Linked DNA regions of Homo sapiens: all the other regions are linked to region 3. Evidence: chromatin contacts called from ENCODE Hi-C or POLR2A ChIA-PET data. All regions are on one chromosome and are shown on one strand. The core of a region is the stretch at or near the end of the contact, and the rest is flanking DNA. Distances in the headings are between cores, read along the strand shown.

What was found. Hi-C counts contacts between places; a loop is a spot of excess contacts on that map. ChIA-PET counts read pairs that join two places held with the same protein, here RNA polymerase II (POLR2A). Pooled maps may share reads with other maps.
Region 1: a map of naive thymus-derived CD4-positive, alpha-beta T cell shows a loop between it and region 3 (6-fold over the local background). The contact joins the promoter of KLRK1-AS1 here to the promoter of LINC01252 in region 3. A Hi-C loop is called at or near these places in 1 of 168 maps with a recorded cell type or tissue (naive thymus-derived CD4-positive, alpha-beta T cell), 1 of 37 single-sample maps with no recorded cell type and 4 of 50 pooled maps. POLR2A ChIA-PET finds 5 or more read pairs at or near these places in 1 of 52 experiments (naive thymus-derived CD4-positive, alpha-beta T cell).
Region 2: a pooled map shows a loop between it and region 3 (4-fold over the local background). The contact joins the promoter of DUSP16 here to the promoter of LINC01252 in region 3. A Hi-C loop is called at or near these places in 4 of 50 pooled maps. POLR2A ChIA-PET finds 5 or more read pairs at or near these places in 2 of 52 experiments (GM12878 and naive thymus-derived CD4-positive, alpha-beta T cell).

What each region holds. Positions count from the first base shown.
Region 1 is chr12:10,362,137-10,366,145 of GRCh38, reverse strand. It overlaps KLRK1-AS1 (KLRK1 antisense RNA 1), which reads right to left and starts at 2,377. Exons shown (of 4, transcript NR_120430.1): 1 at 2,113-2,377. RefSeq lists enhancers at 1,327-1,396, 1,857-1,906.
Region 2 is chr12:12,561,613-12,565,472 of GRCh38, reverse strand. It overlaps DUSP16 (dual specificity phosphatase 16), which reads left to right and starts at 2,610. Exons shown (of 7, transcript NM_030640.3): 1 at 2,610-3,356. RefSeq lists silencers at 2,301-2,810, 3,261-3,340, 3,371-3,490, 3,511-3,710.
Region 3 is chr12:11,546,007-11,550,121 of GRCh38, reverse strand. LINC01252 (long intergenic non-protein coding RNA 1252) reads right to left here and starts at 2,092. Exons shown (of 8, transcript NR_033890.1): 1 at 1,762-2,092; 2 at 401-532. All of the region lies in intron 2 of LOC124902877 (a long non-coding RNA gene), which reads left to right. It also overlaps the pseudogene RNU7-60P.

The sequences.
Region 1 (4,009 bases), core at 1,128-3,627, 1.2 Mb after region 3:
ATGTAAAAGCTTAAGTACTGGACACTTTTCGAGCAGATCTGAGCTTTTTTCTGACCCTTTATATCCTGCCTTTCACAGCAGTCTTGGGTTTCTCCTGGGTGCAGTAGCCCTTGGCCAGTGGTTTTTTCATACCATGGCCTTGACCATTCTCCTTATTCTTTTGACATTTATCCTTCTAGTGTCCTTTTCTTTTGCACCATGTACATTAATCTCTCTCTAGCCTTGGCTGGCTTTCAAATTGCTGTCCAGACTAGCCTTTTCCACAACTGCATTCACACCCGCATCTATGCCTCCTTGCAAAGCCAGCCTCTCTTCCCATAAGGGCTGCTGCTTGTAAATAAGCCTTTATTAAGCCTCCAATCAGCTTTCTTCTTTGCCTCCTGGTCTCAGTTAATGTACACCTTGGTAGCCACTTTAATAAGCTGAGTAGCATTCACACCTACGGAGCTTCTAACTTCTGCAATTTATGCCTGATATCTCCTTGGGCCTGCCTTACAAATGCCGTATTTACTATTCACTGATTTTCAGCAGCCTCGGGGTTAAACAGAGTGTACAAGCAAAATGCCTATAAAACTGGCTGGTGCTTTTATCTGCACCATGGAGCACTTCTGAGATTTTTTTATATTGGTTGCCTTTTCCTTTTAACATCCTTTAGCCTTTGTAAAAGTGCTTCTCGGCACTTTTGTAGGTGCTGAAGCTGGACTGCATCGTCTGGGTCCTAGTGGGGGTCTGCTTGTCCTCTTAAGAGGCAGAAGCATAACTTGGGCATGACTTGACCTGAGACGGCCTGCCTACCTTTTTGAGCCTTTCGTTTTAACTTCCTGGAGCTCCGATTTCTCCTTCTCAGGTGAGAGTGGGAGCATGTATCTGTTTGAACTTACCTCCTTAGGGGCAATTAGCCTTGGTAAGGGGGGATAGATTGGAATATAGGTAGGAAGGATCTCTATTCCATCCTGTGATTCTTGCAAAACTGGTTTTCTCTTTCCTGAGACTCTTTTTTTTTTTTGGTCTGCATAGCTTCCAGGGCAGCTGACTTTCACTTTCACTTTTGGATCGGTGGTGCTAGAAGCCTCTGTGACTTTCCCTTTAACTCCGTAGCTGCCAGCACAGTTGGTTTATCTCGGCGTGAGCTGCGAGCATTCTACAATAAACTGCTAGGCAGGGCTGCGTACATTTAGCCATGAGTCAATATAAAGACTAGGTCTGAATGCCCTGGCTGTCCTCCGACCCTAGTCACCACCTTAAAACACACGGCCAATTTCTCTACAGTGCCTTCGGCCAGCCATCTGACACTAAAAGAGGGCTATTGTAATTCACAGTATGTCTTTAACTTTTGAACATCCAGTTTCATCCCACAATCACCTCTAAATCCTTTCTTTAAAATTTTTATCATGCACTCCAAAGGAGTTGGTTTTGACGCTTTCCCTCCCATTTCCTCCCTTGCGGCACACTCTCACTCTCACTCTCACTTTCACTCTCAGGTCCAGCAGACCCGGTCCTATTACAGGAGTTTCGGACACTGCTTAGCCAGGAAGGTGTCTTCCCCTGTCACAGCCTGCTACAGCTGCAAAGCTCGTCCTATCAGCTGTATGCAATGTCCTAGGTCTGATTTCCCCCCACACTCGCCTCAGAGCACACAGCCCGTGCTAAGGGATCTGTGCCTCCCCACGTCACTCCCTGCATTGGCCTCTCCCGAGACCATCGCTTTCACACACTTTCACACACCTTCCTTGCCCCAGGATTCCTCATTGGACGAAATGAGCCTCTCTCATGTCCCGGGTGAGTCTAGTTAGGCTCCCACTTTCACACACATACACCACTCCTACTGCAGGAGTCCTCATCGGATGGAATGAGCCTCTCTCATGACCTGGGTGAGCCTAGTTAGGCTCCCATATTCACACACATACACACACCACTCCCAGTTCCTGTCTCCAGATCCAGTGAACCACTTTCACTTTGTTAGTGGGGACATAAGCTTCATCCAAATTGGCAGGCCACTCCTGCTGCCCCCAGCCACTCTGGGTTGGATTAGTGGTCAGTCCCTGGGAGGTGATCAAGCTCCCCTTTGTCCCTATGGGACGGGCTTTCCTGCCTTGGGCCTATACTCCTTACCACAGTTCCTGAAGTGCTGGTATCGTCCTGCAGCCCCATCCTCGGTTCCATTGCGCTGCCAGGCAGGGTGCTGGGACGTGGGGAGAGCTGGTCTATATATCCGGGTGAAGCTCAGCTGTGGCACACCTTGGATGCCGGGTCTCTCCTGGCCCCGGGGACCTAGTATCGCAGGCAAAGGGGACAGTAAATCTGTCATCTCCAATCCTGATGAGCCCCCAGAAATGTATCGGGATATATAAGGAATCAGAGAGACCAAGGGATTGAGGAGGATATTTATTATTTAGGTGCACTGGTCCACTTGGATTAACATCCAAAGGACTGAGCCCCAAACAAAGAGTCAAGTTACCTTTTAAGCATTTCGTGGGTGGGGGAAGATTTGTGCAGGGGGAAGCGTATAACAGAAGCAAGAAACAAAGACAGTTATTCAATTGAGACATACATGACATCATTTCTTTTCAAGGAAAAACATGTTTTATGACTTGAGTTTATCTGTCTAGTGACCTTGCAGCTGCACAGCTAGAGAAATAGGGTCTTCATAATGCCTGGGAAAGGGAGAGATAAGGCTCACTAGCCACAGAAAACAGGCAGTTAATTTTTAAAGGACTCCGGCTCTTTCTCTTCCTCAGGGGGGAATTGGGTTTTCTTATATACAACTGAGTTTTTGCTTACACATTCTGTAATTTATTTTAATTCCTGTTCCATGCCAGCCACCTATGCTGCTGTTTTCCCCCTCCTTCCCCTTTCCCTAGGGAAGGGACTGGTGGCAGTGGGGCTATTCTTTCTTCCCCCAAGAAGAAAGGAAAGGGGGGTTCTGAATATTTTTCTTACTACTGGGAGTTTGTGTGAGGTTCAACGCCCCCCTCCCATGGGGATTCCTCACCTCTTTCTGAGGTTCAACCCGCCTCATGGGGATTTCTCACCTCTTTCTGAGGTTCAACACCCCTTCTATGGGGATTTCTCACCTATTTTTAACCTCCAAGACATCCCGACTAAGGAATAATCTACTGACCCTGCAGTTTCTCTCTCCTTGGTACGTCCTAACTAAGGAATGCTTTACCGTCCTGTGGCTTTTTTTTTTTTTTTTTTTTTAGTCCCGATCACCAAGGAAATACTTTATTGGCTCCCACAGCTTCTTCTTTCTTGGCCTGTGCACAAAGTTGTCGCCACAGTATGTGAGGATCCTTTAAGCTAGGTTGCTGGCCAGTTTCTTTTTTTTTTTTTTCTCTCTGTGTTGCTGAGAGTCTGGGTTTATTTGTCTCAATTTGTCATTCCTGAGGGCCCCTTCAATGAGGTAGGGGAGTGCACTCCCTCATGAGAGAGGACTGGAGACCACCCCTGGAGGAGAATGTATCCCCATACAGACTGCCACCAAATTGTTTGAAATGCTTGTTCCCCAGTGCCATAAAAAAATAGCACTTGAACATAGATTTATTTAGTGTGGCCATTTTTTTTTTTTACTTCCTGCAGAAAGGGTATACTCATCAGCAGTTTTGCCACGAGTGTACACCAAACAAAGGAGACAGCATCATTTATAACCTGCCGCATCCACCCTACTGCTGTATCCAGTTTCCATTGACTGGAACAGGACCTCACATTCTGTATTTGTCCCGACTGGCTAGCAATTTAGAACTTTTTAAAAGAGGCAAAGGTAGAGGAGAACAAAGGAAGGAGGAAGTAACTTGTGGAATGCTGAGAAAGGTAAAAACACTTTTAAATAAGGAAGAGGAACAGGCTATGACCTAATGCTTGCTTGGACCAGTATAAGCATGCCAGGGCAAATATTTAGGAGCACAGGTCTTTGAATAAATTTTGCTTCTAAGAGAAGTTACTATTTATTCCTAATTAGTTAGGGAGGAAAGTCTTTGAAGAGCAACCTCTACTTTACTTTTTACAGAAT
Region 2 (3,860 bases), core at 1,361-3,860, 1.0 Mb before region 3:
GTCCAGCTTCGGCTCGGCATCAGAGGGAGATCGTGGAAAGAGAGGGAGCGGGAGCGGGAGCGGGAGAGGGAGAGGGCTGTTTCCACATATTTATTGTTAGTATGTAGAAAACCTTTCTTAGTAAAAGAAAGAAATGTACTCTTCGGTGAAGTAAACTTGTTTAGTGGTTTCCCCTTCACCTGCTGGGCAGGTAACAATCTATTTATTCTAACATTCAAGTACCTCCACAATGTGCCTCTGTATCTCTTAAATTTAACCTCATACCTAATTGCTAAATACCGATTTCTACTGCTACTGGGTTTACTCTTCTGTCACTTGAATACACCTTACTCATTATTCATTCCACCTCCATGTCTTGGCTCATTGCCATTTGCCCTCTGGAATCTTCCCTCCACTGGCTTCTTCACTGCAAACTAAATCTGAACTGTCCTTCAAGGATAAGGTCAAAACTCTTTATAAGGTGCCTTCCCTGATAATCCCAGCCTACATTGCTCCTTTTCTCCCCTGATGTTTTTTTTTGTTTGTTTGTTTTTTTTTTTTTTTTTGAGATGGAGTCTCACTCTGTTGCCAGGCTGGAGTCTGGAGTGCAGTGGTGCGATCTCGGCTCATTGCAACCTCCACCTCCCGGGTTCAAGTGATTCTTCTGCCTCAGCCTCCTGAGTAGCTGGGACTACAGGCGCCCACCACCACGCCTGGCTAATTTTTGTATTTTTAGTAGAGACGGGGTTTCACCATGTTGGCCAGGATGGTCTCGATCTCTTGACCTCATGATCCACCCGCCTCGGGCCTCCCAAAGTGCTGGGATTATAGGCTTAAGCCACCACGCCCGGCCCCCTGACTCTTTTAACCAATATTGTACATCACTCAATCATTGATTTCGTTTTTAATGAGCTTTAATATACGTCTTGTTTCCAGAAATAGATGAAATACCCTGAGAGACTTCTATGATAGCTATGATGGCACCACATCATACATTACACAAACTTAATTGTGTAACTGAGGAAAGGGGAGAAACGTTTCAAGCCATGTCAGTTAAAGCAAGGTTACTGGAACTTTGGCATGCAAAGGGGATACCATTAATTCTCATGAATCTTTCCTCCAGGCAAGATCCATGCTCTGTACCACTAGTAAAAGGACTATCTTCTTCTTCCTTCCTAAAAATCCCAACACCTCCAACAAAGGTCTACAGTTAGATTTTTAGGGGTTTCCTGGTAGAGCACAAATAATCCCAAGGAAGCTGCAGTAACACCTCCTGGCCACCAGAGGACAGGGAGCAGTGGGAGAGATTTGCTTCCCCTAGCAAAGTCTTCAAGAGGCCAGAGGCACAGGCTCAAAGTTGCTTCTCCATCTGTGGCCTTCAGGCTTTACCTACTACTGCCAGAGGTGCTAGGGTGCCTCCCATCTTCAAATGGGCTTTTTTTTTCCCTCCTATAAAAGATGGGCCAGAAGTTCCCAGGGCCATACCCCGCAACACTAACCTTCAATGATTACCAATCATAAGGAATGCCTTTAGTTGCAGGACTTAAAGGCAGAAAAGTAGTAACAGGGGTGTATTATCTTTCGAACCCACCCAAACCTGCTTATCAGTTCTTTTGCTAGTGGAAAAACGTGCTTTAGGCAGGGTGCACATGGATATCCCACAGCAAACAGTGCCTTTAGGGTCTAGTGTCCCAATCCGGCACATTGTAAATGGAATATTTGAAGAGTTAGATTATTCCTACACATAAATTCTGGCTCATGGAGCAGTCCACTCGCAGGGTGCTTTTCCGTCATTAATCACATCTTTGTTATGTGATATCCACGTGAGTACTTCTCAGTAGAAGCAGCTTCATGCTCAAATGCTCAAAGAACATTGGAATAAAGCTCCGATTGTCCTATTCAGTGATTCCAAGTCCTGGTTTGTCACCACCTCAGGTCTCTCGTTTTCCAAAGTGCATAATGTCATCTCAAAACAGACATTTTAATGAATTCAAATAATAAAATGCACGAGGTATGTGGAGTTAAATCAACAAGGGTTTTGTACCTCTCAAGAGGCGGTTAACCCCTGGTCTTATTTAAAGATGTTTCTGCGCTGCCTCCTGTAGAAAACATTTTTAAAGAAAATGTAGGCTGCTTATCCTTGTATTTGTAAATATAAGCAAAGTAAAGTAATGTAGGAACATTTATGTGGGGGCTTTCAACCATAAACATATAGATAGCTGAATGCCTGACAACAGTAGTGTGATTTTTCTTGAAGTACCTGTAACTTCTCTCCTGAGAGATGGCAGAGCCTTGCCTTTTGCATTCGCCAGACTTTTTACAGAGCGAGTGTAATTCTCTCAAATCAGTGTTTGCGTTTTTTGACGTTGGTGAGGCAGCTGGAAACAGCTCAAGGAGGAGGGAAAGGTTCTGCGTCTGGGTGAGGGAGAAAACCCTCCGATACCTGTTGGGGCGCAGCACTGGAGGCGGACACCCCGGCCCGGGGGTCGGGGCCGCGAGCCCGGGGGTAGGGGGCGGGCGCGCGGGCGCGGGAGGAGGAGGAGGAGGAGGGAGAGGTGGGGGAGGAGGCCGCGGGGCCGCCTCCTCCGGCAGCTCCGGCTCCTCCCAGCGGCGCCCGCGGAACCTGCCTCAGAGTCGCCGGACTCTGGAAGGGAACATGACCTGACCCCTCCCCGAGCGGCCGGAACGAGGCGCGGAGCCGCGCTCCGGGCTCGGGCGGCCGCGGGATGGGCGAGCGCGCGGCCCCGCCCGGCGCCCACCGCCCTGCCCTCGCCTGTCTCCTCCTTTCCCCGGGGCTCCGCTGAGTTCATTCACTGGGATTGGTTTCAAGTGACGCCATCTCTTTATTTTTAAACCAATGACCTCATCCGCGCTTGAAGTTTCCTGACCAGCGACTCTTTCTCTTTCCCCCAACCCCCCACCCCACCCCCCCGCCTTTCCCCCTCTTTCTATGTATCAGTGTTTGGGGGGCTTTAATCAGTTTTTAAACGATTATTACCACCTCTCTCTCCCCCCCAACCCCCACTTTCACAACGCGGCCCCCCACCTTTACCTCCCTAAGTTCTTCATCTCTTTCGACATTTTTTTTGAAGGCTGATGGGGGGGAGGGTGGAAGAGAAAGAGTGAAGAAAAGTTGCGAGCGTCTCCTCTCTTCCTAAGCCTCCCGCCCCAACCCACCCCTCAGAGAAGGAGAAGATAATATACTGAAAAGAAGAGGAGGAGGAGAGCGACGGGACGGGACGCGAGCGGGAGCGCAGCCGCCCTCTCGGCTCCGCGGCGGCGCCTCGCAAGTCCGGGAGGCGAGGGGGGCCCGAGGGGAGACGCCGTGACAACTTTCGTTTCCCTCTGAGGGAATTGGGAGGTCGGCGGCCCCAAAAGTAAGTGGCCTTGGCGGGCCGCGCGGGGTGTGCGGGCGGGAGGGTGCGGGGCCCGGGGCGCCCTCCCGCCCGGCCGCATGGACGCTCCGCAGCGCGCCCCGACTCCCGGTGCCGGGCGCCGCGCTCCAGCCCCGCCGTCTCTGCCTTCCCGGGCGTACCGGCCACCCTTTCGGGAGGCGGCGTGGGGGCGACCGCGGCCGGGGGCCGCAGGAGCGTTTGAAGCGGGGGTGTAGGCCTGGCCGGAGGCTGGCCGGAGCGGGAAGGGGGCGTGCGGCCGGGCGCGGGGTCGCAGTGGGTGCGCTCCCGGCCGCTGCGCGGCGCTTGGACCGGGCCCCGCCGAGAGGAGCGGCCGCCGCGGGACGCGGCACCTTTGCGGGCGAAGCTGCTCACTTCCAGGCGCGACTGTTACACAACACGCCTGCCAAGTGGGGCCCTGGCCTGACTGTTCCCATTATCCCCAGTTCGCCTTTGGTGTAAGCAGCGAGGCCACCTGGGTGGTGACGG
Region 3 (4,115 bases), core at 843-3,342:
GTATCTAAGAAGCTTTTTTTGACACTTCTTTCCAACCATTAGTTGTTAATTATCCATACTAATTGGATTTCTTATACATAGTTTTATTATTGCCTATGTCACTCTCCACTATATTTGTTTACATGTCTGTCTTCTCTACTAGGTAACCAATTCAGAGGACAGGAATTGATTTTTGCCATTATAGTTTCAGTATCTAGCACAGTTTCTGCCATGTGTTATACACTTAATAAATACTTATTGAGGCTGGGCGCGGTGGCTCACGCCTGTAATCCCAGCACTTTGGGAGGCCGAGGTGGGTGGATCATGAGGTCAGGAGTTCGAGACCAGCCTGACGAACAATGGTGAAACCCTGTCTCTACTAAGAAAAATACAAAAATTAGCTGGGCATGGTGGCACTCACCTGTAATCCCAGCTGCTCAGGAGGCTGAAGCAGGAGAATCGCTTGAACCCGGGAGGCGGAGGTGCAGTGAGCCCAGGTGGAGTGATGATCGCGCCTCATCACTCCAGCCTGGGCGACAGAGCAAGACTCTGTCTGAAACAAAACAAAACAAAACACAACAAAAACTTATTGAACTGAAACATATATGTATGTGTCTGTGTGTATTTCTTTTTCTTTTCTTTTTGCCTTGGAAGAATGTGGAGAAACATCTGAAAAAGGAGCTGTTTTAAGATACCCAGTTTGTGATCATTTATTATGGCAGCCAAAGCAAATAAATACAGCATCAAGCTTATCAGAATCCACTTGCATCATGCTTGCTAATATCCCCATTGTCAAAGCTAGTCACAAGGCTAAGCCTGCTGTCACCATGAGAGGGGACTATACAAGGGCGTGCATTCTGAGAGGTGTGGTTCATTGGAGAAATCAAAGTAACAGTGTGCAGTGAGATTTATTAGATCATTTCATGTATCATAATAAAAGACATTGAATTTCTGATGAAGGATTTCGAATGTGGTAAAATAATTCAGTGGGAACCCAACGCAGTACCTTGAAAGAGAGTTACCTTGGGTCAAGTACAATAATTGGCACTCAGACCTGACACTTCCTTTTCAATAGACTAAATTCACCATGCAGCAATTATTGGAGCTAACAAAGTGTAATCTGTATTGGAAGAGAGTTATTGAAACCAGTATTTAAAAACATTATAGCAGAACTCTTCAAATAAATTCTTATATTAACACAGAAACAAGTATGGCAGAATACTCACGGTTATTTTATTTAAAGTTGGGTTTTTCGAGTACCCTCTATTTTCATGTATTTTGGGAAATTTTAGTAATGAAAGCAAATAGTGAAACAGAATTAAATATCCATTTTATAAAATACGACAAACAAGAGGAGAGCGGCTCTGAATTCCACCCCTGTGGAATTCAGGACTGCCATAGAGCGTATTTTCAAAACTGTTGATTTTGACAAGGCTGACTAGGAGATGCCCTAGAAGCCCCAGGTATGTGTTTCAGTATGATTCTGGCAACGCTGACTTAAAGCACTAAGTAGAATCAGTAGCCTACAGTGGATACTGCCCCATAAGGAGTGACGGGGGAAACGTTGCTGATTAAATAAATGGTCTTTTGAATTGGGCTGATGGTAGATGCTATAACTGAAGTTGCAAACCACACTGGGTTCGTTTGCTAGGGCTGCTGTAATAAATGACCACAAGCTGGGTATCTTAAAACAGCAGAAAGTTACTCTCTCACAGTTCCGGAGGCCAGAGGTCTGAGATCCGGGTGCTGGTGTGTCCGGAATCGGTGGGTTCTTGGTCTCACCGACTTCAAGAATGAAGCCGCGGACCCTCGCGTGAGTGTTACAGTTCTTAAAGGCGGCGTGTCCGGAGTTTGTTCCTTCTGATGTTCAGATGTGTTTGGAGTTTCTTCCTTCTGGTGGGTTCGTGGTCTCGCTGGCTTCAGGAGTGAAGCTGCAGACCTTCGCGGTGAGTGTTACAGCTCATAAAGGCAGTGTGAACCCAAAGAGTGAGCAGTAGCAAGAGTTATTGCAAAGAGCGAAAGGACAAAGCCTCCACAGTGTGGAAGGGGACCCGAGCGCGTTGCCACTGCTGGCTCGGGCAGCCTGCTTATATTCTCTTATCTGGCCCAACCCACATCCTGCTGATTGGTAGAGCCAATGGTCTGTTTTGACAGGGCGCTGATTGGTGCGTTTACAATCCCTGAGCTAGACACAAAGGTTCTCCACGTCCCCACCAAACTAGCTAGATACCGAGTGTCCACACAAAGGTTCTCCAAGTCCCCACCAGAGTAGCAAGATACAGAGTGTCCATTGGTGCATTCACAAACCCTGAGCTAGACACAGGGTGCTGATTGGTGTGTTTACAAACCTTGAGCTAGATACAGAGTGCCCATTGGTGTATTTACAATCCCTGAGCTACACATAAAGGTTCTCCACGTCCCCACCAGACTCAGGAGCCCAGCTGGCTTCACCCAGTGGATCCCCCACCGGGGCTGCAGGTGGAGCTGCCTGCCAGTGCGGTGCCGTGTGCCTGCACTCCTCAGCCCTTGGGTGGTCGATGGGACTGGGCTCCGCGGAGCAGGGGGTGGCGCTTGTCGGGGAGACTCCGGCTGCACAGGAGCCCACGGAGGTGGGGGAGGCTCAGGCATGGCGGGCTGCAGGTCCCGAGCCCTGCCCCGCGGGAAGGCAGCTAAAGCCTGGCGAGAAATTGAGCACAGCAGCTGCTGGCCCAGGTGATAAGCCCTTCACTGCTCGGGCTGGTGGGGCCGGCCTGCCGCTCCGAGTGCTGGGTCCGCCGAGCCCACGCCCACCCGGAACTCGCGCTGGCCCGGAAGCACCGCGCGCAGCCCCTGTTCCCGCCCGCGCCTCTCCCTCCACACCTCCCTGCAAGCTGAGGGAGCCGGCTCCGGCCTTGGCCAGCCCAGCAAGGGGCTCCCACAGTGCAGCGGTGGGCTAAAGGGCTCCTCAAGTGCCGCCAAAGTGGGAGCCCAGGCAGAGGAGGCGCCGAGAGCGAGCAGGGCTGTGAGGACTGCCAGCACGCTGTCACCTCTCACTGGCAGGGTTAGGTTTTTCTGGGGGCTGTGAGAGAGAAACCAGTCTGTGCGTCTCTTTGGCATTCCTGGGCATCCCTCCAGGCTCCGCCTGTGCTGTCACACTGAGTTCCCCCTGTGTGTCTGCTTTCTCCTCTTATAAGTGATATAGGAGTTAAGAAGAAATTATTTAGGCAGATAGTGAGGGTAAGGAAGTCCTCAGTAAGGTTTTCCTTTTAATGAAAAGCAGCCCTCAAATCGTTTTCTTTTCTTACAATGAGCAGCCTGTAAAATCAAGCTGCAGACATAGACAAGCAAGCTAGAAGCTTGCACGGGTGAATGCCAGCAGCTGTGCCAATAGGAAAAGGCCACCTGGGACTAGGCATGTCCAACTTCGTATACTTGGTCATCATTTCCTACATTCTCACACAGAAGAGAGCACTCAAAAAATAGTTTTGAGAATCATTTGCTAATGATTTAATACTATTATAAGGGAATAAAAGACTTTTCTTTTAAATGAGTGCTTAAAGGCGATTGGAAGCCCTGCTAAAGTTCAGGGGTGAATGCCTTATTATTTTTTTATATTTGGGGGCAAGGGCTTTCCAGTGAAGACTGGAAAACCTGCTAGACAGATTCTAAAAGAGCTGTAACACTGGGTGAATGCTGTAGAAGCACATAGTGTTAGTAAGGTGTGGGTCAGATACGGCTTTAGAGAATGTAGCAACTGAAAGCCCAGATGGGAAGCTCCGTAGGCAGCTGGATAAGCTAATATTTCTAAATAATATGTTCAGAGATTCGGACTGAATGCAATTGCAACCTTCTCCACCAGTCAGCAGTGAGTTCTGAAGTTACAGAAGTGTGATGAATTGCGGTCAATATGGGTTCTACCTTCACTTTGGAGTCAGTCAGTGACCTTAAAATACCTGCCCAGCTGAATTTTCTTAGAGTGCTTCATTTCCTGTGGGCCCTTTTACTCCAAATTCCAGATGATGGCTTTTAGTCTGTGGGGCCGCTTTAAGAGGCAGAAATCTGATCAGAACTACTAGAAGGCTGTGAAGGTGCTGCTGTGTGGACAGGCAGGGCAGAGTGCTCAAGGCTTTCCAATGCTCCTGCAATGGATCCTCCCT